5 separate regions of the Homo sapiens genome follow, and all the other regions are linked to region 4. A link is a contact called in ENCODE Hi-C or POLR2A ChIA-PET data. All regions are on one chromosome and are shown on one strand. The core of a region is the stretch at or near the end of the contact, and the rest is flanking DNA. Distances in the headings are between cores, read along the strand shown. Region 1 holds the start of PRKCSH (PRKCSH beta subunit of glucosidase II). Region 2 holds the start of ZNF414 (zinc finger protein 414). Region 3 holds the start of MBD3L1 (methyl-CpG binding domain protein 3 like 1). Region 4 holds the start of PIN1 (peptidylprolyl cis/trans isomerase, NIMA-interacting 1). Region 5 holds the start of TMED1 (transmembrane p24 trafficking protein 1).

Evidence for each region. A loop is a pair of places that touch in the nucleus more often than their neighbours do. ChIA-PET counts read pairs that join two places held with the same protein, here RNA polymerase II (POLR2A). Pooled maps may share reads with other maps.
Region 1: a pooled map shows a loop between it and region 4 (9-fold over the local background). The contact joins the promoter of PRKCSH here to the promoter of PIN1 in region 4. A Hi-C loop is called at or near these places in 8 of 50 pooled maps.
Region 2: a loop to region 4 is called in a pooled map, with 10 times the contacts of the local background. The contact joins the promoter of ZNF414 here to the promoter of PIN1 in region 4. A Hi-C loop is called at or near these places in 1 of 168 maps with a recorded cell type or tissue (Caco-2) and 7 of 50 pooled maps. POLR2A ChIA-PET finds 5 or more read pairs at or near these places in 3 of 52 experiments (GM10248, GM12878 and HEK293T).
Region 3: a map of sigmoid colon shows a loop between it and region 4 (8-fold over the local background). The contact joins the promoter of MBD3L1 here to the promoter of PIN1 in region 4. A Hi-C loop is called at or near these places in 1 of 168 maps with a recorded cell type or tissue (sigmoid colon), 3 of 37 single-sample maps with no recorded cell type and 15 of 50 pooled maps.
Region 5: a loop to region 4 is called in a pooled map, with 8 times the contacts of the local background. The contact joins the promoter of TMED1 here to the promoter of PIN1 in region 4. A Hi-C loop is called at or near these places in 6 of 50 pooled maps. POLR2A ChIA-PET finds 5 or more read pairs at or near these places in 2 of 52 experiments (OCI-LY7 and WTC11).

The regions. Positions count from the first base shown.
Region 1 is chr19:11,433,368-11,437,608 of GRCh38, forward strand. It overlaps PRKCSH (PRKCSH beta subunit of glucosidase II), which reads left to right and starts at 2,268. Exons shown (of 18, transcript NM_001289104.2): 1 at 2,268-2,339; 2 at 2,674-2,829; 3 at 3,022-3,138. The coding sequence starts at 2,751. It overlaps ODAD3 (outer dynein arm docking complex subunit 3), which reads right to left and starts at 1,754. Exons shown (of 13, transcript NM_145045.5): 1 at 1,406-1,754. The coding sequence starts at 1,649. RefSeq lists enhancers at 1,873-2,372, 1,946-2,355, 2,606-2,825.
Region 2 is chr19:8,512,709-8,516,473 of GRCh38, forward strand. ZNF414 (zinc finger protein 414) reads right to left here and starts at 1,459. Exons shown (of 8, transcript NM_001146175.2): 1 at 1,336-1,459; 2 at 321-633; 3 at 1-3. The coding sequence starts at 1,338. RefSeq lists a silencer at 1,160-1,469.
Region 3 is chr19:8,830,985-8,835,072 of GRCh38, forward strand. It overlaps MBD3L1 (methyl-CpG binding domain protein 3 like 1), which reads left to right and starts at 1,393. Exons shown (of 3, transcript NM_001393532.1): 1 at 1,393-1,538. ZNF558 (zinc finger protein 558) reads right to left here and starts at 1,320. Exons shown (of 10, transcript NM_144693.3): 1 at 1,225-1,320; 2 at 334-417. RefSeq lists silencers at 1,100-1,369, 1,870-2,129.
Region 4 is chr19:9,833,684-9,837,322 of GRCh38, forward strand. It overlaps PIN1 (peptidylprolyl cis/trans isomerase, NIMA-interacting 1), which reads left to right and starts at 1,635. Exons shown (of 4, transcript NM_006221.4): 1 at 1,635-1,719. The coding sequence starts at 1,662. It overlaps PIN1-DT (PIN1 divergent transcript), which reads right to left and starts at 1,332. Exons shown (of 2, transcript NR_183873.1): 1 at 1,181-1,332; 2 at 396-995. RefSeq lists silencers at 1,337-1,676, 1,707-1,926.
Region 5 is chr19:10,834,928-10,838,926 of GRCh38, forward strand. It overlaps TMED1 (transmembrane p24 trafficking protein 1), which reads right to left and starts at 1,285. Exons shown (of 4, transcript NM_006858.4): 1 at 1,082-1,285; 2 at 329-426; 3 at 7-190. The coding sequence starts at 1,264. It also overlaps a transcript of C19orf38 not described here. RefSeq lists enhancers at 1-420, 1,058-1,694, 1,460-1,559.

The DNA.
Region 1 (4,241 bases), core at 1,018-3,517, 1.6 Mb after region 4:
AATGTCTTAGGACATTGCCAAATGGCCCCTGTGGGGCAAACCAACCCTTTTCCAACAAGAACCACTGGTTTACACCTTATGGTACTTTGCTATGTGCCAGGCACTGTTCTAAGCACTTTACACATTTCAGGTACCTATGTTGTACTGTTACTATCCCCATTTCACACATCGAGAAACTGAGAACAATTAGGTTACTCTTAGTCCCCCAAGGTTGGACAACTATTATGCAGAGCCAGGATTCCAACCCAGAAAATCTGGCTCTAAAAATCTATGCTCAGGCCAGGTGCAGCGGCCCATGCCTGTAACCCCAGCACTTTGGGAGGCTGAGGAGGAAGGATTGCTTGAGCCCAGGAGTTTGAGACCAGCCTGGGCAGCATAGTGAGACCCCATCTCTACAAAAAGTAAGAAAATTAGCCAAGCACAGTGGTGTATGCCTGTAGTCCCAGCTACTCAGGAGGCTGAGGTGGAAGGATCGCTTGAGCCTAGGAGGTCAAGTCTGCAGTGAACTGTTATCCAACCACTACACTCCAGCCTCAACAGCAGAGCAAGACCCTGTCAGAAAGAAAGAAGGCTGGGCGCGGTGGCTCACACATGTAATCCCAGCACTTTGGGAGCCAAGGCCGTGGATCACTTGAGATCAGGAGTTCGAGACCAGCCTGGCCAACATGGTGAAACCCAGTCTCTACTAAAAATATAAAAATTAGGTGTGGTGGCACGCACCTATAGTCCCAGCTAGTCAGGAGGCTGAGGCTCGAGAATCGCTTGAACCTTGGAGGCAGAGGTTGCAGTGAGCCGAGATCATGCCACTGCTCTCCAGCCTAGGCGACAGAGCAAGACCCTGTCTCAAAAAACAAAAAACAAAACAAAAAAAAACGCGGGTGCAGTGGCTCACGCCTGTAATCCCAGCAGTTTGGGAGGCCGAGGCGGGCTCACGCCTGTAATCCCAGCAGTTTGGGAGGTCAAGAGATTGAGACCACCCTGGCCAATATGGTGAAATCCCTCTGTACTAAAAATACAAAAATTAGTTAGGCGTGGTGGCGTGTGCCTGTAGTCCCAGCTACTCAAGAGGCTGAGGCAGGAGAATCGCTTGAACCCGGGAGGCGGAGGTTGCAGTGAGCCGAAATCGTTCCACTGCACTCCCACCTGGCAACAGAGTGAGATTCTGCCAAAAAAAAAAAAAAAAATAGAGAAAATAAATTACAAGAAAGTATGAAGTACAGTTCAGTCGGTTCTGAACCCATGAGAAGTTTTAAGAGACAGAGAAGGAAAAACATGAACTAAGTATGAGTTTTTGCCCAGAAACGGTTTACCTAGACTCATGCTGGAGAAATACCTTTGTCACACCATGAAGATTGGATGGGCACTGTTGACCCCTGACCCTCTGTACCCTCTGGAGCCATCTTACCTAACAGTTGTATCTTTTTATGTAACTCAGCCACCTGAGAGTGCACAGAGGGCTTCCCTGCACCTCTGTGGAAGGATCCTCCCTTGGAACGGCCTGGGGTCCACGCCTGGGCTGTGCCCTTGCCTCGGAGGTGGCTGGGTTTGCCCGAAGCCTCCCTGCCCTTGACCCTGGAAGAGGGCGTCGAAGCCTGGTCCTGAGGAGGCAGGGCGTTGGCGGAGGCCGCCCTGCACAGAGGAGATGTCATGATGGGGTTGGGGCTGAAGGCCCCTAGGGGTTAGGGGGATAACTAGGAGTCAGTCGCCCCTGTCAGGGATCCGTCAGCTCGGATTCCTAGGGCTCTGAAAAATGCACTTTCCGACCGCTAGGTGGTTGCGCTCCGCATCTCTCGGTTGCCAGGTAACCGCCTCCCCGTCTCTCTCCACTGTTTCCATGGAGATCACCCGCGTTCCGTGGCTGACACTGCGTTCTCATTGGCTGAGGCTGCATAGAGGGGCGGTCCCAACAGTGGGCGGGGTAGAGCCGCGCCGCAGGACGGAGGGTCTGGACACTTTGGGGTCACGTGCTCATTCCGTTTCCCTACCTCCCCCAACCTTATCCCGCCCCTGGGGGTTCGCGGGCATTTTTCAGGAACTTTCTTTCCGGCTTGAGAAGCCGCCACTCCCAAGATGGAGGTACGCTGCGCCGCCATTAAGAGCTAGCCCTCAGAACTATCCTCTCTAAGGTTTCACAGTCCTGCCCAAGATGGCCGTCTCGGCTCTGGCACCGCCCCCACTCCTGCCTCTCCCAACATGGCGACCCTGAGTCTCCGTTCCCGGTGCGGAACGTACGACCGGAAGTGACGGGGTCCAGAAATTTCCGCTTTCTTTCTGCAGCAGGAACCGCGGCTGCTGGACAAGAGGGGTGCGGTGGATACTGACCTTTGCTCCGGCCTCGTGTAGGTGTGAACGAGCGGGTGGGAGGGCACCTCAGTTTCTTACAGGGGGCAACCGGAGGGTGCATGTGTGGGTGTGGACGGCGGAGGCTGTTAATCCCTTTGGTCTGTTGGCGGGAATTGGGTCACAATTGGGCACAGGGAGCGGAGGTTTTGAGATCTTGAGATCCTCGCCATTGATTTGAGCAAAGTGAGACTGGCCAGGATTGGGGAGATCGCTGCCCCTCGCCCCCATATCGGAAACAAAGTGAGGCCTCATTGCCTGGAAGCGATGGAGGAATCCAATTGGCTGGAAGTAGCCCTCTCCCACTGACCGGGATCCGCTTTCTTCCTGCAGCGTGAAGACACAGCGCATCTCCCCGCTGTAGGCTTCCTCCCACAGAACCCGTTTCGGGCCTCAGAGCGTCTGGTGAGATGCTGTTGCCGCTGCTGCTGCTGCTACCCATGTGCTGGGCCGTGGAGGTCAAGAGGCCCCGGGGCGTCTCCCTCACCAGTGAGTCCTCCTGTTCACCCTCCCGCCAGGCTGGAGGTGGGAGGGGCCAACATTGGGCCTTAGGGATAGGCATTTACAGCCTTTTGACTCAGTTTCCCGGTAGTGCTCCGCTGGTGGGGATGGGAGGACAGAGGTGGTATTTGGTGGAGAAGGCGCTTACCTGCCCTGGGCTGAGCTTCCTGTACCCCGCAGATCATCACTTCTACGATGAGTCCAAGCCTTTCACCTGCCTGGACGGTTCGGCCACCATCCCATTTGATCAGGTCAACGATGACTATTGCGACTGCAAAGATGGCTCTGACGAGCCAGGTGAGCCTTTTCTCTGTTCATCCATCAGATGTTTATTGAACACTGCTCAGTGCCAGGCCCTGTCTGTGTGACCAAGATACTACCTCTGCTGGCTCCCCTTTGAGTGGGCAGAAACAAGCTCAGAAGTCAGTGGTCAGTGTTATGGCCCCGGGCAGCTGGAGGAGCCCAGAGTCGTCCTCCTCCCAAGCCTCGGGGTCAGAGAAGGCTCCTCCAAGGAGGTGAGGTTTCAGTTGAATCCCGAAGGTGCTGCAGATGGAGGGGTCAACACGGGCAAACCCCTAGAAGTGGGAGACAGGGTGGGGCCAAGAGCAATCCAGCAGGAGACAGAGGTGAAGGGAGACCCTGGCTTTTTGTTTTTGTGTGTTTTGAAGAGACAGGGTCTTGCTTTGTTGCTGAGGCTGGAGTACAGTGGCATGATCGTAGCTCACTGCAGCCTGGAACTCTTGGGCTCAAGTCATCCTCCTGCCTTGGCCTCCCAAAGTGCTGGGGTTACAGGTGTGAGCCACCGTGCCTGGATGAGACCGTGTCTTTGGTTTTGTTTTTGTTTTGAGACGGAGTCTTGCTCTGTTTCCCAGGCTGGAGTGCAGTGGCGCCATCTCGGCTCACTGCAAGCTCCGCCTCCCGGGTTCACACCGTTCTCCTGCCTCAGCCTCCTGAGTAGCTGGGACTACAGGCACCCACCACCACGCCCAGCTAGTTTTTTTTTGTATTTTTAGTAGATACAGGGTTTCACTGTGTTAGCCAGGATGGTCTCGATCTCGTCACCTTGTGATCCACCCGCCTCGGCCTCCCAAAGTGTTGGGATTACAGGCGTGAGCCACCGTACCTGGCCTTGTTTTGTTTTGTTTTTAATTTTTTTTTTTGAGATGGAGTTTCACTCTTATCGCCCAGGCTGGAGTGCAGTGGCATGATCTTGGCTCACTGCAGTCTCCACCTCCCGGGTTCAAGCGATTCTCCTGCCTCAGCCTCCTGAGTAGCTGGGATTACAGGCACATGCCACCACATCCGGCTAATTTTTCGTATTTTTAGTAGAGATGGAGTTTCATCGTGTTGGCCAGGCTGGTCTCAAACTCATCACCTCAGGTGACCCACCCGCCTCGGCC
Region 2 (3,765 bases), core at 209-2,708, 1.3 Mb before region 4:
TCCCTGCAGGACGCACAGAACAGTGGTCACTGGTCCCTTCCTCACTAGTGCTGTCCCTGACCCCAGGGTTCTGCCCCAGAGAAGCAAATATGATGTGCTGGGGCCTTTACTCTCTGCCTACCACAACAGACTGGTCTGCCACAGTGCAGGGGCTGGACTGGCCAGGCTCACCATTGGAGCCACAGCCTGGCATCCACCGGCTGCTCCGTAAAATGATGAGTGGCATCCCTCTAGAAAGGCCCTGAGGTTAGAGATTCTCTACGTCTCGCTTCTATTGTTTCAGGGACTGTGATTCCCCAGAAGACCCCATCACAGATCACCTGGAGGTGGGCGTCGTCTGGGAGGCCGCAGGTCCTCGCTGGTCCCGGAGACTATGCTGGTCAGGCCAGGGCTGGGTCCGGGGCCAGGCTGGCAGCTGTCTGGGGCTGGGGAGGAGCCCTGCTGCATCCCTCCAGCCCCTCCACGTTCCCACACTGGCGGTGTGGCTGCCTGCTCAGGGCCTGGCTCCTCCGACATGGAGGAGGAAGGGGCTGCAGCTGGCACAGCCGGGGACAACACCTCCTTGTCGGTCTCACTGGAGCTGGGCTCTGCAGTGGCCAGCATGTCTGGGATGGGCCCTGAGGGTTTCTCCTCCTGGTGGAAGGAAGAGGCGGAGAGAACCCTTCTGGGCTCTGGGTCAACCCAGTCGGCCCCCATCCTAAGGAATCACCAGCAGGAGAGGATAGGGGAATACGTAAGGGTGGACTAAGCTCTTTTTTTCTTTTTATAAAGATGGGGTCTCGCCATGTTGCCCTCACTGGTCTTGAACCCCTGGTCTCAAGTGATCCTCCTGCCTCAGCCTCCCAAAGTGCTGGGATTAGAGTCGTCAGCCACTGCACTGGCCCGGATTGAGCTCCTTATGCATACGGGAGAAACATCTGCTCTCCTCAACTAGGATAGGTGGGAGCCCCAGTATGCACACAAGCGTGGCCTAGAGGGAGTGGGCGGGGCCAAGGCTACGGAGGCGGGGCTATGGGCAGGCATGGACTGGGAAGATGCTAGAGGAGCTAGACATGGATTGTCTGAGGACCGAGACCGGCCGGCCTCGAGCAGTGTGGACAATCTTGGAGGTGCTGGGGGCCCGGATGTAAGAAGTTTAGGGGCGGAGTCCTAGCCTGACGGGCGTGGTCCATTCCGGGCCGGGCCCGGAAGTAGGGCGCTCTCCGAGTGACAGCCAGCGGCGGACGGGTGCCCGGATGTGGGGGCGGGGTCGGCCGGAGGCTGTAGGCGCGACAGGGCCGCTCCCCGCCAGTCCCCGCAGCTCCGCCGCGCCCGCGACCCCGGTGCCGCGCTCACCATCTTCGACACGGCTCGGCCTCTTGTTTCTGCGGCTCCGGCGGCTGCAGCTTAGGCGGCGGCCACCCTCTGGGCAGTGCGAGTTCGCGCTCACGTCAGCGCCATTTTCCACCTCTCAGCTCTCGCGAGACTGGGGGCGGGGCCTGCGCAGGGCGCTCGGAGAGGGGGCGGGGCCTGAGGGCAGAGTCACCCTGGAGCTCAGGTCGGACGCTGGTGCAATCTTGCTATCTATCCCCGGGCAGTCAGCGCGCACTTCAGCAGACTCCGTGCACGGAGATCCGGGATGACCTCGCTGTCCTAGTCTTCAAAGTGGGCACCTTCATCCCTCTAGTCTTGTCCCAAGATCAGCCCTGGACAGGCGATAAACAGCAGTTCTTTCTTTATATTTTTTATTTTTTTTTGAGACAGAGTTTCGCTCTTGTTGCTCAGGCTGGAGTTTAATGGCGCGATCTCGGCTCACTGCAACCTCCGCCTCCTGGGTTCAAGCGATTCTTCTGCCTCAGCCTCCCAAGTGGCTGGGATTACGGGCGCCCACCACCACGTCTGGCTAATTTTTTGTATTTTTAGTAGAGACTGGGTTTTACCATGTTGTCCAGGCTGGTCGTCACCTCCTGACCTCAGGTGATCCACCCGCCTCGGCCTCCCAAAGTACTGGGATTACAGGCGTGAGCCACCGCGCCCGGCCAGTTCTTTATTTTTTATAGTGTTGAGACAGGGTCTTGCTCTGTCGCCCAGGCTGGAGTGCAGTGATGCGATCATAGCTCGCTACAGCCTTGACCTCCTGGGTTCAGGCGATCCTCCCATCTCAGCCTCCCGAGTAGCTGGGATTACTGGCGTGTGCCACCATGCCCAGCTAATTTTTAAATTCTTTTTAGAGACAGGGTCTCTCTGTGTGTTGCCCAGGCCGGTCTCAAACTCCTGGGCTCAAGCGATCCTCCCGCCTTGGCCTCCCAAATGTTAGGATTGCAGGCGTGAGCCACCTCGCCTCCCCTTGCACTCACATTTTAAAATGGGGAAACAGCATCGCTCGAGCCAGGGACGTCGAGGCTGCAGTGAGCGTGATGGCACCACTGCACTCCTGCCTGGTCGAAAAAGCGAGACCCCCATCTCTAAAAGTTAAATAAAAATGGGGAAATAGTAAATCAACAAGTGCAAAAACAATCTTTTGTCCTATTCAGAGCAATGAAGGAAACAATGAAATGTCGAAGTGATGGGTCAGGGAAGCCACTCTGAGGAGGTGACTTCGGAGCTGTCTCCAGATGATCAAGGAGTGAGCTGGTGGAAAGCCCGAGGAGCAGGGGGCTCTACCGGATAGCTGGTGGTGATGTCCTGGAGTGGGGCAGGACGGGCTTATTTTGGTCAAAGAGCAGCGAGGTGGCCAGGGCACCACTGGAGCAGAGTGGAGGCGGGGTGTGGAGGTCAGAAAGCGAATATGGTGCGCGGCAGGTCACGCAGGGCCATGGGAGTGGTGCAGAGAGAGGAGTGTGGTTTATGTTGTAACCACTGATGAATTTTTAGCAGGGGGAGGCGCATCATCTGATTCCTGGCAGTCACTTGGAGTAGGATGGGCTGTTGAGAGGGCGGTAAGGTAGATCTAACATCTTAGATCTCTCTGCTGCCATATCATCTAAGATGAGATCATCTTAGATCTCATCATGCTGCCATTCAAGAGGTATTCGTTGAGTTCTAGGCAACTGTAGGGTTTTTTTTGTTTTGTTTTGTTTTTTTTGGACGACATCTTGCACTGCACCCAGGCTGGAGTGCAGTGGCGCGATCTCAGCTCACTGCAACCTCCGCCTCCTGGGTTCAAGCGATTCTCCTGCCTCAGCCTCCCAAGTAACAGGGATTACAGGCATGTGCCACCATGCCAGGCTAATTTTGTATTTTCAGTAGAGATGGGGTTTCTCCATGTTGGTCAGGCTGGTCTCAACTCCCGACCTCAGGTGATCCGCCTGCCTCAGCCTCCCAAAGTGTTGGGATTACAGGCATGAGCCACTGCACCTGGCCACAATTGTAGGTTTTATGTGCAGTGTATTTCCATCTGCAAAGCAAGTTGTACCTATGCACTTTTTTTTTTTTTTTTTGAGACAGAGTCTCACTCTGTCCCCCAGGCCGCAGTGCAGTGGCATGATCTTGCAAGCTCCGCCTCCTGGGTTCAAGCAATTCTCGTACCTCAGCCTCCCAAGTAGCTGGGACTACAGGCTTGTGCCACCACGCTCAGCTAATTTTTTTTGTATTTTTAGTAGAGACGGGGTTTTGCCATGTTGGCTAGGCTAGTCTTGAACTCTTGGCCTCAGAGATCCACCTGCCTTGGGCTTACAAAGTACTGGGATTACAGGCATGAGCCACTGCATCCGGCTTTTTTGTTTGTTTTTTTGAGACACAGTCACACTCTGTTGCTTAGGCTAGAGTGCAGTGATGTGATCACAG
Region 3 (4,088 bases), core at 143-2,642, 1.0 Mb before region 4:
ATATACATGTAAATATTTTCTATACTTATATAAAATTCAGAAACTTTTAGCATTACGGCATACCAGAAAATCTGTCTTTAGCTACAGTTACACATCTTTACGTTATTTGTATGTTTGTTTTGTGGATACTTATTTGCATGTAACTGTATTTACTTATTTACACACATGTAACCATAAACACCTCTGTCTTTTTACCTTGAACTTTCCTTAAGATACCTTCACTCTTAGTGACTTCAATGTGGTTACAACCCCAGCACAGGAAAAGCCCACGAGGAGTTCTTCTACACAGCAGAGCCTGCTGAAACCTTGTTGTAGGTTCCACACTGTACTCACCTGGTCACCCAAAAACCCACAACAACAGGTGGACCTTGTGGCAGGCTTCAACACGAATCTGAGCTTGAATGATGCTTTTCTCATCTGAAAAAAAAAAAAAGACACAAAGATTTCTTTCGAGGCTTTGTATAGGTTGTACAGTTGTTGGATACGGCTGCCGGAAACACCATCCCATTCACTTTTTTTGGGTACTCAATGATTAAATGTGTAATAAGGGCCCAGCCTGTGGGCCATGACTGGCTTTACCTGATTCCCATCTGGCCATCTGCTCCGTAAGAGGGGAGAAAGCAGCTTAACGCTGTGTGCATTTGACTTGCTCAACTTACTACGCTGGAGAGAGATTCTATGGTGACTCCACAGGCTTTAAAAATATCTTGTCACTTAGAGGCCCTATTAAGTGACTAAACTGAATTTTTAACAATTTATGTAGTTTATTCAGAACTGCAGAGATTTTTTTTTTAAGGCCCTAGAGCAGGGTTTCCCAACCTGGCACTACTGATAATTCTTTGTTGTGGGGGACTGTCCTGTACAACGTAGGATCTTTAAGAGCAAGCAGCGTCCCTCTTCCCCGGCCTCCACCCTCTAGGTGACAGTAGCAGCCTCCCCTCCCCACAATTTGTGAAAACCACAGTCGTCTCCAGCTACAGCCAAAAGTCCCCTGGGGTGCGGAATCGCCCCGGGTGAGGGCGACTGGGGTTCCCTGAGGAGGCAACAGCGGCGCGGGGCCCCGACCCAGGAGCAAGCAGCAGCTTCGTGCTGACCTAAGCTCACAGCCCGAGGCCTCATGAACCGAAACACGGCTCCCTGGAGGGACGCAGGGCCCGTGGCTGGCGGTGTCCGCGGCCCACGTCGCCCCCTGGACTCGGACCCGAGCCCCCGCCAGTCGCTCACCGAGCCCGGCCCCTCCCGCGGGGCCAAAAGCGCCGACTCGCGGGGACGGAGGGACTCGCTCCCCGCTGCCCCACGCGCGGCCCCTCCCACGGTACCGCCCCGCGCTTCCGCTTCCGGTCTGGGGAGAGGTGCGCTGCACGTCCCCTTCCGGCTCGCGCGGGCAGCCTCGCAGAGTCGAGCGTGTTGGGGGTTCGGCGCTTAGGCGACAGGCGCGGCGGGCGGGAGCGGCGGCCGCGAACCCCAGCCTTGGGCAGAGGTGTTCTAGTTTGCTTAGTGGGCACAAAGTTGGGCCCTGGCCTGGGGCAGTAGCGGGGGTAAGGTTGGCCCTGGGGGCGGGGCCAGGCTGTGAGCCGCACGAGGCCTGGGGGCGGGGCTGGTTGTGGGCGGAGATCAGTTCCGGGGCGGGGCTGAAGGCGGGGAACCGGCTGAGGCCGTACCAGGCCTGGAGGGCGAGGCTGATTGGGCAGAGACCAGTTCCAGGGTCGGGGCTGTGGGTGGGGCCCAGTTCTCGGGGCGGATGGTATAAGGCTTCTAGAGCGGGGATGACTGAGCAGAGACCAGTTACAGGGGTGGAGACCTCCATTTCCGGGGCGGGGCTGAGCGGGAACCAGGCTGTGGTTGTGACAGCCCTGGAGGTTGGGGCTGGCTGTGGGCGGAGATAAGCTCCGGGCCGGGCGGAGGGCGGGGACTAGGCTGTGGGTGTACCGGTCTTGGAGGGCAGTGGTGATTGGCAGAGAGCAGTTCTAGGGGCGGAGCTATGGGGTGGCAGCAAGCCTGGGGGCGGGGCTGACTGTGGGCGGAGACCAGTTCTGGGGGCGGGACTGTGGGCTGCACCAGGCCTGGGGAGGGGGCAGTGGGTGGAGACCAGTTCCAGGGGCAGGGATCTGGGTATGAATAAAAGGGTGTATGATGTGGGTGGGTTGGGATAGGCCCAGGAGCCAGGATTGTGGGAGATCAGATTCAGGGGTAGGGCCTTCCTTGGATCCCTAGATTGTTGATACAGTTACTGCCCCATGTTCATACAACCCAATAGGATCAGATTATGTATGCACATTTGTCTATAACTTGCTTTCCCAAGGCAGAACATAGTGATTTAACACTAAGAGTTTAGGGGAGCAGGAGAGGACTGGGTCATAGATACACATATAGGAAAACTTAAGAATGGTACAAAGTCAGTCAAATATTCTCCCACCACGGTCTTTCAGTTCTTTTGCTCAGAGGCAAAAATAATTTTCTCCTCTATCTTTCCAGATATAGTGTGGACATGTATGTGTGTGTATGTGTGTATGCCGTAGTCATATTCATGGAATAAATGCTATTACCTCCCCCCCAACAAGTCTCTGTTTTATACACCATGGATATAGACTGAACAAAATAGGTAAACGTCCTTGCCCTCAGAGAACGTGCATTTTAGTTGTGAGTTGGGCAGGAGAAATGGACAGTGAATGTGATAAATAGAATACATGGTGGGTTGGTGCGTTAGATACCACTAAGTGCTGGTTGGACCTGGTGGCTTACGCTTGTAATCCCAACACTTTGGGAGGCCGAGGCAGGCAGATCACCTGAGGTCAGGAGTTCGAGACCAGCCTGCCAACATGGTGAAACCCCGTCTCTACTAAAAATACAAAATTAGCCGGGCGTGGTGGCGGATGCCTTGTAATCCCAGGTACTTGGGAGGCTGAGGCAGGAGAATAGCTTGAACTCGGGAGGTGGAGGTTGAAGTGAGCCGAGATTGCAGCCGGTGCACTCCAGCCCGGGTGACGAGCAAGACTCCATCTCAAAAAACAAAACAAAACAAAAACCAAAAACCATAAACAAAAAAAGATACTGGTAAGTGCAAAGGGAAAAAATTTTATGTAAGAGAGTGGTAACATTTAAAATCAGCCAGGAAGAAATACTTTCAATGAATGATATTGTTTCATGCACCCGTCCTTTCAGAAAAAAATAGTTAGATCTCTGCTTCCCAAAAATATCCATTTTCAGGTGGCTGAAGGAAGTTTAAGCAAAAATGAACAAGTTCAAAATTCAATATACTAGGAAAGTTCACTGTGGAAAGACTGTTCTCTTCAACAAATTGTGCTGGGACAACTAGATGCCAATATACAAAAGAATGAAATTGGGCTGGGCGTGGTGGCTCACGCCTGTAACCCCAGCACTTTGGGAGGCTGAGGCAGGCAGATCACGAGGTCAAGATATCGAGACCATCCTGGCTAACATGGTGAAACCCCGTCTCTACTAAAAATACCAAAATTAGCTGGGCGTGGTGGCGGGCGCCTATAGTCCCAGCTACTCGGGAGACTGAGGCAGAAGAATCGTTTGAACCCAGGAGGTGGAGATTGCAGTGAGCCGAGATCACCCCACTGCACTCCAGCCTGAGAACAGAGCGAGACTCCATCAAAAAAAAAAAACAAACCAAAACCAAAAAAAAACAAAAAAAAAACCAACCAACCAAGAAACAAACAAAAAACAGAGAATGAAATTGGACCTCTACTTCACACCATGTACAAAAGTGAGCTCAAAATAGATCATAGACCTAAAGGTAAGAGCTAAAACTATAAACTTCTTGGAAGAAAACATAGGTGTCAAACTTTGTGATCTTGGGTTAGGCAATTGTTTCTTAGATATGACATCAAAAACAGGTGGCGAAAGAAAAAATATATAAATTGGACTTAACATTAAAAAACATTGATGCTTCAAAGGACACCATCAAGAAAAAAGACAAACATGGACTGGGTGAAGACATTTACAAATGATTTATCTGATACATGACTTGTATTCAAAATATATAAAGGCTTGCGACTCAGCAATAAAAAGATACCCAATTAAAAGTGAACAAAGAGTTTTTTTTTTTTTTTCTTTTTGAG
Region 4 (3,639 bases), core at 385-2,884:
ACTGTTTTTGTAACTGCCCATGTCTAAAATTATCTTTATAAAAAGTATCTTTTTAATATTATGCTAATACTTGTAAAAAATGTTCTATTAAAACTTAAACTTTTTTTGTTTTTTGAGATGGAGTCTCGCTCTGTCACCTACGCTGGAGTGCAGTGGTGCGATCTCGGCTCACTGCAACCTCCGCCTTCCAGGTTCAAGTAATTCTCCTGTCTCAACCACCCGAGTAGCTGGAATTAAAGGTGCCCACTATCACGCCTGGCTAATTTTTGTATTTTTAGTAAAGACAGGGTTTCACCATGTTGGCCAGGCTGGTCTCGAACTCCTGACTTCAGGTTATCCACCCACCTCGGCCTTCCAAAGTGCTGGGATTACAGGTGTGAGCCACCGAGCCTGGCTTGAGTGCTTTATGTGGATTAATTTATTTAATGTTCACATCAAACAGAAGGATGTAATTGCTTATCCCCGCTTTGCAGATTGGGAAACCGAAGTACAGAGTAACGTTAAGTAATCAGTTCAAGGTCGCATAGCAAGTGTCAGTCCCAGGCTTTAAACCCAAGTCTGGCTCCAGACTTCTCTTAGCCTTCTACTGCATCCTGCGTCTAATTTGTTGTGGGCAGGTTTCCCTATGAGTTCACTTCACTGAGCCTCATTCTTTTTAACGGTCACATAGGGTTCTATGCTAGGTGAACTGTAGTTGCACCCTTTGCTGTCAGTGTCTTCAACTCCCATATCTACCCACAGTTCCCCAACTCTGGGTCCCCAAATACCTCCCCTGTGTCCCACGGGCTCTGCAGACTCTATTTTAAGTTGGCTAAAACTGAGCCCATCTCCTCCCACCTGCACCTCCTCCGTGTTCTTATATGAATGTCAATGTCGGCACCCACTGGTCACCCAGGATGGAGGAAGGAGCCAGACTGCGAGGGAATAAAGGAAGTAAGCAGGTTCCAAAGGACGTGGAAGGCCTTTGGGTCCAGAGCCTAGGGAAAAGTTGAGCCCTGCAAAAAATAAAAGAGGCTGGGTTAGCTTTGGACATCTGTGGGAAACAGGTGGGAAGAGGGAGGATGGAGGAGCCAAATTTAAGCATCGGGTACTTAGGTGCTCATCTCCAAGGCAACTGCATTGCTATGGCAACAGCAGAGGCAGCACCGCCCCGCCCAAGTACCTCCTGGACCGCCGTTACCTCTGCACCAGCCAGACTCTTCCGCATGGGAGGGCTGGGGGCTTGCGGACCTCCGGGAACAGCTCAGGCAGGCGGGAGTTGCTGCGGCATTAGCCAATCCATAAGCTCTATCCCGCCTGGGTGGGCTCTGCGGCGACGCGCGCCAAGAAGGGGTCGGGAGTTTTTTGGCGCTCGCTAAAGGGCGTTGAGAAGGGCGGGCCCGCGTCGCTTCGGACCACTCAGGAGCCGAGGAGAGCGAGTGGGCGGGGCCAGGCTGAGGCTGGCCGGGGGCGGGGCGCAGGGATAACGTGGGAGGGTCCGCCCAGCCTTTCTTCTACCCAATAGAAGGCCAGAAAGCCAATCCGGACCGTTAGGGAGCCCAATGGGCGTCGCCGCCAGGCCCCGTTGCAGAGCGCGTCTAGCCAATAGGCAGCGGCGGCGGGCGGGCGCGGGCGACAGGCGGCGCAGCTGAGGCGGAGCAGGCGCTGCGGCAGGAGGGAAGATGGCGGACGAGGAGAAGCTGCCGCCCGGCTGGGAGAAGCGCATGAGCCGCAGCTCAGGTGCCGCGGGGGTCGGGGCTGGGGCGGGACTGCGCGGGCCCGCGTAAGCAGGGCTCGAGCTCGCCCCTTGGGCGCGGCGGCAGCGCTGCCTCCCTCCCATGGGGTCCTGGCTCTTCCGCGTCGTCCCCGGGGTAACGGCCCCGGCCCGCCCTGTTGTGGGGACTGCGAGCCTCAGGAGCCGCCGGGAAGCCTGAGGAAGCTGAGGCAGGGGGCTGGGCGGGTGAGGGTCCGGGGAGTCCGGGGCGATGGCCCTGGCCCTGCCGGCCCGGCTGATACCTCTCGGCCTAATGCACCTGACACCCCGGGGGACGTCTCTGCACCTTGCTGGGCCCGGGGGCACCCCTGGGAGGGAGACACCCCAGTACCCTGCAAAGGGCGTAGGGTGTTGCCCGGCCTCGGGTCCACAACCTACCCCTGCTAACACCCCTACTGTGTACACCTAATGCTGAGTCTGCGACATCGCCCGTGACATTCTGCCAGACGATGGCCCCTGTGCTTAGGCCCGATTTAAGGGTTAGCCACAATGATAATATTGCCAGTAACAGGGCATGTTTTTCTCTGTGTCAAGCGCTTTAAGTTCTCTCTGAATTGCCGCAACTCTGGGAGCCAGGTAGTTATTACTTCCACCTTACCAGCAAGGAAACTGAGGTCAGAAAACTGAAGGAACTCGTCCAAGATCATTCATTTCAGGGGCCGGGGGTTGGATTAGGACCTAGGCAGTTTGCCTACAAATCCCCCTCCCCGTGTCACTGCAAACTCCTGAGGAGCAGGCCCAGCATCTGTGGGCAGGTCCCGAGTCACTCTGCTGCCTCTAGAGCCCATAGCAATCGCATTTGCAATAATAATTCTCCTTGGTTGAGTGCCAGGTTCTGGTGAACTGTTTGGATACATGGACTCTCCTCATTAACCCCATGAGGTTTGATCTCCTTATTCTCTATTCCCCATTTTTCAGATGAGAAAACTGAGGTGCAGGGAGATTAGAGCCCATTGCCAAGGTTTTAGAGTGAGTCAGTAGCTCAGCTGCATTTGCACCTGGAACCCGCGCTCTCGCCCACCCTGCTCTAGCCCTGGCCTGTGGCTGGGACCTCCAGCATAAACCGGATGCTCTGCCCAGCTCTGGGCCCATTTCTGCTGTTTCTGCTCAGTTCAACCCTGATGGCTTCCTTTATGGGTGACACTCCATGTCACCCAGGCGAACTGTCAGCCTTTGGAGTGGCACCCAGTAGGGTCTTTACTTCCAGTTTCTTGTTCACAGTCTTCACTCCTTCATACCCCTCACTCCCTGGGTAACATCGGGCCACCAGTAATGCTGGTTCCTAGCTCTGCAACACCATGCACGGTGTAGTAGCTAAGAGCAGAGCTTTCGGGTGTGAAGTACCTGAGTACAGTTCCTGCCTTCCCCTGTGTGTGCCTGGAACAGAGTAAACACTCAGGAAGCGTTACCCACTGCTGCCATTCCCAGAGATGCAAAAGGTGAGGTCTCCGTTTTGCCATCTATACAATAGAGATAATAAAGGCTATCCCACTCTTAATGTGTGCCAGTTTCTGTCCTAGGCATTTTGTAGATGTGTGAGCTTATTTAGTGCTTTCTTATTATTATTTTTGGAGATGGTCTCACTGTGTGGCTCAGGCTGCAGTGCAGCCTCTGCCTCCCAGGCTTAAGCAATCCTCCCACCTCAGCCTTTCAAGTAGCTGAGACCACAGGCGTGTACCACCCACCCATGGCTAATTTTTTATTTTTTATTTTTTATTGTTTGTTTGTTTGTTTTGAGACAGAATCTCACTCTGTCACCCAGGCTGGAGTGCAGTGGCATGATCTTGGCGCACTGCAACCTCTGCCTCCCGGGTTCAAGTGATTCTCCTGCCTCAGCCTCCCGAGTAGCTGGGATTACAGGTGCCTGCCACCACGTCTGGCTAATT
Region 5 (3,999 bases), core at 35-2,534, 1.0 Mb after region 4:
ACACACCTTGATGTCCTCCATTTTAACATCCAGCATCTCCTCGGGCTCCACAGCCTCTGCCCATCCTTCGACCTCCTCGTCATCCTGGAGGCTGTCAAAGATCAGTTCAAAGAACACCAGCTTCTCGGAGATGGTGCTGAAGGAGTTGTCAAAGCACAGCTTGTAGTCCCCGGCCTCCGTTGGCTCCACCCTGGGCAGACAGACACACAGACATGACCCAGGGTGGCCAGCCAGCCGACTCAGCGGGGCAGTCAGGGCGGTAACCTGAGGCCGCCTGGGAAGGGCAGGGCTGTAACTGAACCCAGGCAGGCATCAAGACTGAACTCACGTGTGTACCCCATCAGCCTTGCGGGACTCGCTGACCAACAGCACGCCCTGAGGGCTCTCCAGCGTGAAGTCCACGTCCAGTCCAGCACCTCCGATCACCTGGGGGGCAGGTAAGAGCGGGTGGAGGGCTAGCGGTAGGCCAAGGGCGCCTGCCGAAGAGGGCTACGGCTGAACCAACACTGATCAATACAGACCACCAAGGGCTTACCTGAACGGCGGCACACCCACACCCGCCCCAACCTGTCCCAGTGGCTGCGCCCCTTGCCTCCACCCTCATTGATATGACAGCTTGGGGTCCATACTTTCAGCTGACCACGCACCTACCAAAAGTACTTAATGGACGTTTACCTGACCACGCCCCTGGTTGGCTCCGCCTCCGAAAGAGGATAGGCCCAGCCTTTTTCCTTAGTCTAACCCCCGAGAAAGGCCTGTGTGGGCAACGCCCCCGCAGTTGACCTATCAGCACTATCGCCACGCCCACCAGCCAGAGTCCTGTCCTCTCAGAGGCTCCCTATACTTATCGATGGCCCCGCCCCCTCTGGATCTCTTACTCTAGCCCCGCCTGCTTCATTACTCCCTCCCCTTCCGCTCCCACACACCGTCCCCGCCCCATCTGTCCATCTCTTTCTAGCTCCGCCCCCGCGCTCCCAAGCACGGATTCCTCCCCCTTCCTCCTAAAGCGCGCCTCGCCTCGACCGCTTGGCCACGCCCCCTCTCCCTGACTCTGCTGGCCGCCCAGCCCGCGACCCTCTACCTGGTATTCGGTCTCGAGGCTTGCGTTGGCCGGCGCGGACTGGTAGAAACACTGCTTCCTCCCCGCCGGCAACAGGAACGTGAACTCACCGTCCTGGATTGGCGGGGGCCCCGCCCCTCCCACCTCCACTGGTGGCATTAGTAGCCACAAGGCCAGGGCTAGGGCCGCGCCGGCCGCCATCATCCGGGTCACCCTCTGGTCTGCAAAGGGGTCGCGGCTCCTTTAAGCGCTAGCCCTGCCCCGGTGCTACTCGGCGGAGCTCATTGGCAGTGGCTTCTGTATGTTGTCCGTAACCAGAGGTGCCAGGAGTGAAGGACCCCCCCACTAGAGGGCAGGCGGCCCGAATGAATGCCTGATGTGCCCAGAAACACTCAACCGTCTGGGAATATTTTTCTCAAAGGCTTCGGCTCTCTTCTCGGCCGCTGGTGGAGGAAAATTACAAAAATAAGTGCCATGATGGCGCATCTTTTGTAGGCAGTAGCTAAGACAACTAAAGTTACAGGCGGCAGGGTCCTTTTTAGTCACCTCCACGTGGTTTTCCCAGAGTGCGCCGCGCGTGACAACCTTTGGCGGGACCGACGTGGTGGAGTGGACCCAAAAATAGCGTCTAGGCGTGGCCCTGTACGCGACCCGTAGGGCTCGCCTATAAAAGGGCTGGGGCGGGGCGGAGATACCTGTGGCGTCGTGTTTTGCTTGCTCTGTGAGCGTGGTCCAGGTTCGACGCCTTTTGCGCCTTAGAGGCATCAGCGTATCAGTTTCCTCGTAAGTCGGGAGTGATGGAACGACCACCCTGTAGTGCGGCTGTGAGAATTGAGATGAGGCTTGGTTCATATTGAGTGCTCAGCTTTCCTGGCTTATAGACAGTGGAGGGGCGTGGCCCCACCATGCACCCCAAGGGTCTCAGACTCAAGGGCCAGCAGGTAAATAGAGCCATTACAGTAGCCTCGGGTCAGAAAAACGACAGCCCAGGTAGGAAGAGATAAGGACAGTGTGGGACTGGGAGCCACGTTGCCTGGTTCAGCTCCTGCCCCACCCATTACTTGAGGCATTCCCTCTGTTGAGCCTCAGTTTCCTCTTCTGCAAAATGGGGATAATAGGCCTACGCTACTGGGCTGTCTTTAGGATACGTGAAATGCTTGTTGAGTGCTTGCTTCCGCAGTGCGTGGGACATCACAGGCCCTCAGTAAATAATAATCTGTTATTTGGTTCCCGTCTAAACATAAACTGTGTACAGGGAGATGTTTAGTCTTCAAAGATAAACCCGGAAAAGGTTGGCAGGTGATGACAAAGATCCCTCAAATACAGCTGGCTGTTGTCAGCACTTTCCTGCATTTGGAGAATTTGGGGAAGTAGCTCTTTGTAATATCAGTTTGGTATTCCTTTTCACTCCAACTTTTTCTATCATTTACACTCACTGCTTGGACAATTTGAAGTAACAGTGGAGAACGGGTGACTCCTTTTCTTTTTTTTCTTTTTTTTTTTAATTTTTTTTTCCTTTTTTTTTTTTTTTTTTTTTGAGACAGAGTCTCCCTCTGTTGCCCAGGCTAGAGTGCAGTGGCGCGATCTCGACTCACTGCAACCTCCGTCTCCTGGGGTTCCAGCGATCCTCCTGCCTCAGCCTTCCGAGTAGCTGAGACTACAGGCACGTGCCACCACACCTGGCTAATTTTTTGTATTTTTAGTAGAGAGGGGGTTTCACCATGTTAGCCAGGATGGTCTCGATATCCTGACCTTCTGTTCCATCCACCTCGGCCTCCCAAAGTGCTGGGATTGTAGGCGTGAGCCACTGCACCCGGCCGGATTTTTTTTAGGACAGGGTCTTGCTCTGTTGCCCAGGCTGGGGTGCAGTGACGCCATCATGGCTCACTGCAATCTCTACCTCCTGGGCTCAAGTGATTCTCCCACCTCAGCCTCCTGAGTAGCTGGGACTACAGGTGTACACCTCCATGCCTAACTAATTTTTTGTAGACATGAGGTTTCCCTGTGTTGCCCAGGCTGGTTTCAAACTCCTGGGCTCAAGCCATCTGCCTGCTCCCTCACCCTCCCAAAGTGTTGGGATTACTAAAATTGATTTTTTTAAATACAGTAAAATTCACATTGCATAAAATTAACAATTTTAAGGCCGGGTGTGGTGGCTTACACCTGTAATCCCAACACTTTTGGAGGCCAAGGCAGGCGGATCATGAGGTCAGGAGATCGAGACTATCCTGGCTAACACAGTGAAACCCCGTCTCTACCAAAAATACAAAAAATTAGCCAGGCGTGGTGGCGGGTGCCTGTAGTCCCAGCTACTCTGGAGGCTGAGGCAGGAGAATGGTGTGAACCTGGGAAGCGGAGCTTGCAGTGAGCCCAGATGATGCCACTGCACTCCAGCCTGGGCGACAGAGCAGGACTCCGTGTCAAAAAGAAAATAAAAATAACCATTTTAAAATTAACAATTCAGTGGCATTTAGTACATTCCAGTGTTGTGCAGTGACTTCTATGTAGTTCCAAAACATTTTCATCGGCTCAGTAAAGATCCCTGTACCCATTAAGCAGTGATTCTGAAACGGCCTCGTTGTCTTGAGTAACACCCGGGGTCGTTGTCTCACAGCCACGAAGAACAAGGACCAGGACACACAAAAGAATGAGGTTGAGAACGAACGTTTAATAGGCAACGGAGAGTATAGCTCTCTGCTACAGAGAGGAGTCCCAGAAAAATGGGTTGCTGGTCCATAGCAAAATACAGGGGGGTTTATAGATGAGCTGGTGAGGAGACTTAGCCTGATTTACATAGGGGATGAAAAACTGGTTAGAACAGGTGTGCCATTTGCATAGGGTGTGAATTTCTGGTATCTGCTAATCTTTTATTATGCAGCCGGGGTCTCTACCTGAGCTGTGCCACATCGCCCATTTCTTTTTCTTTTTTTTTCTTTTTT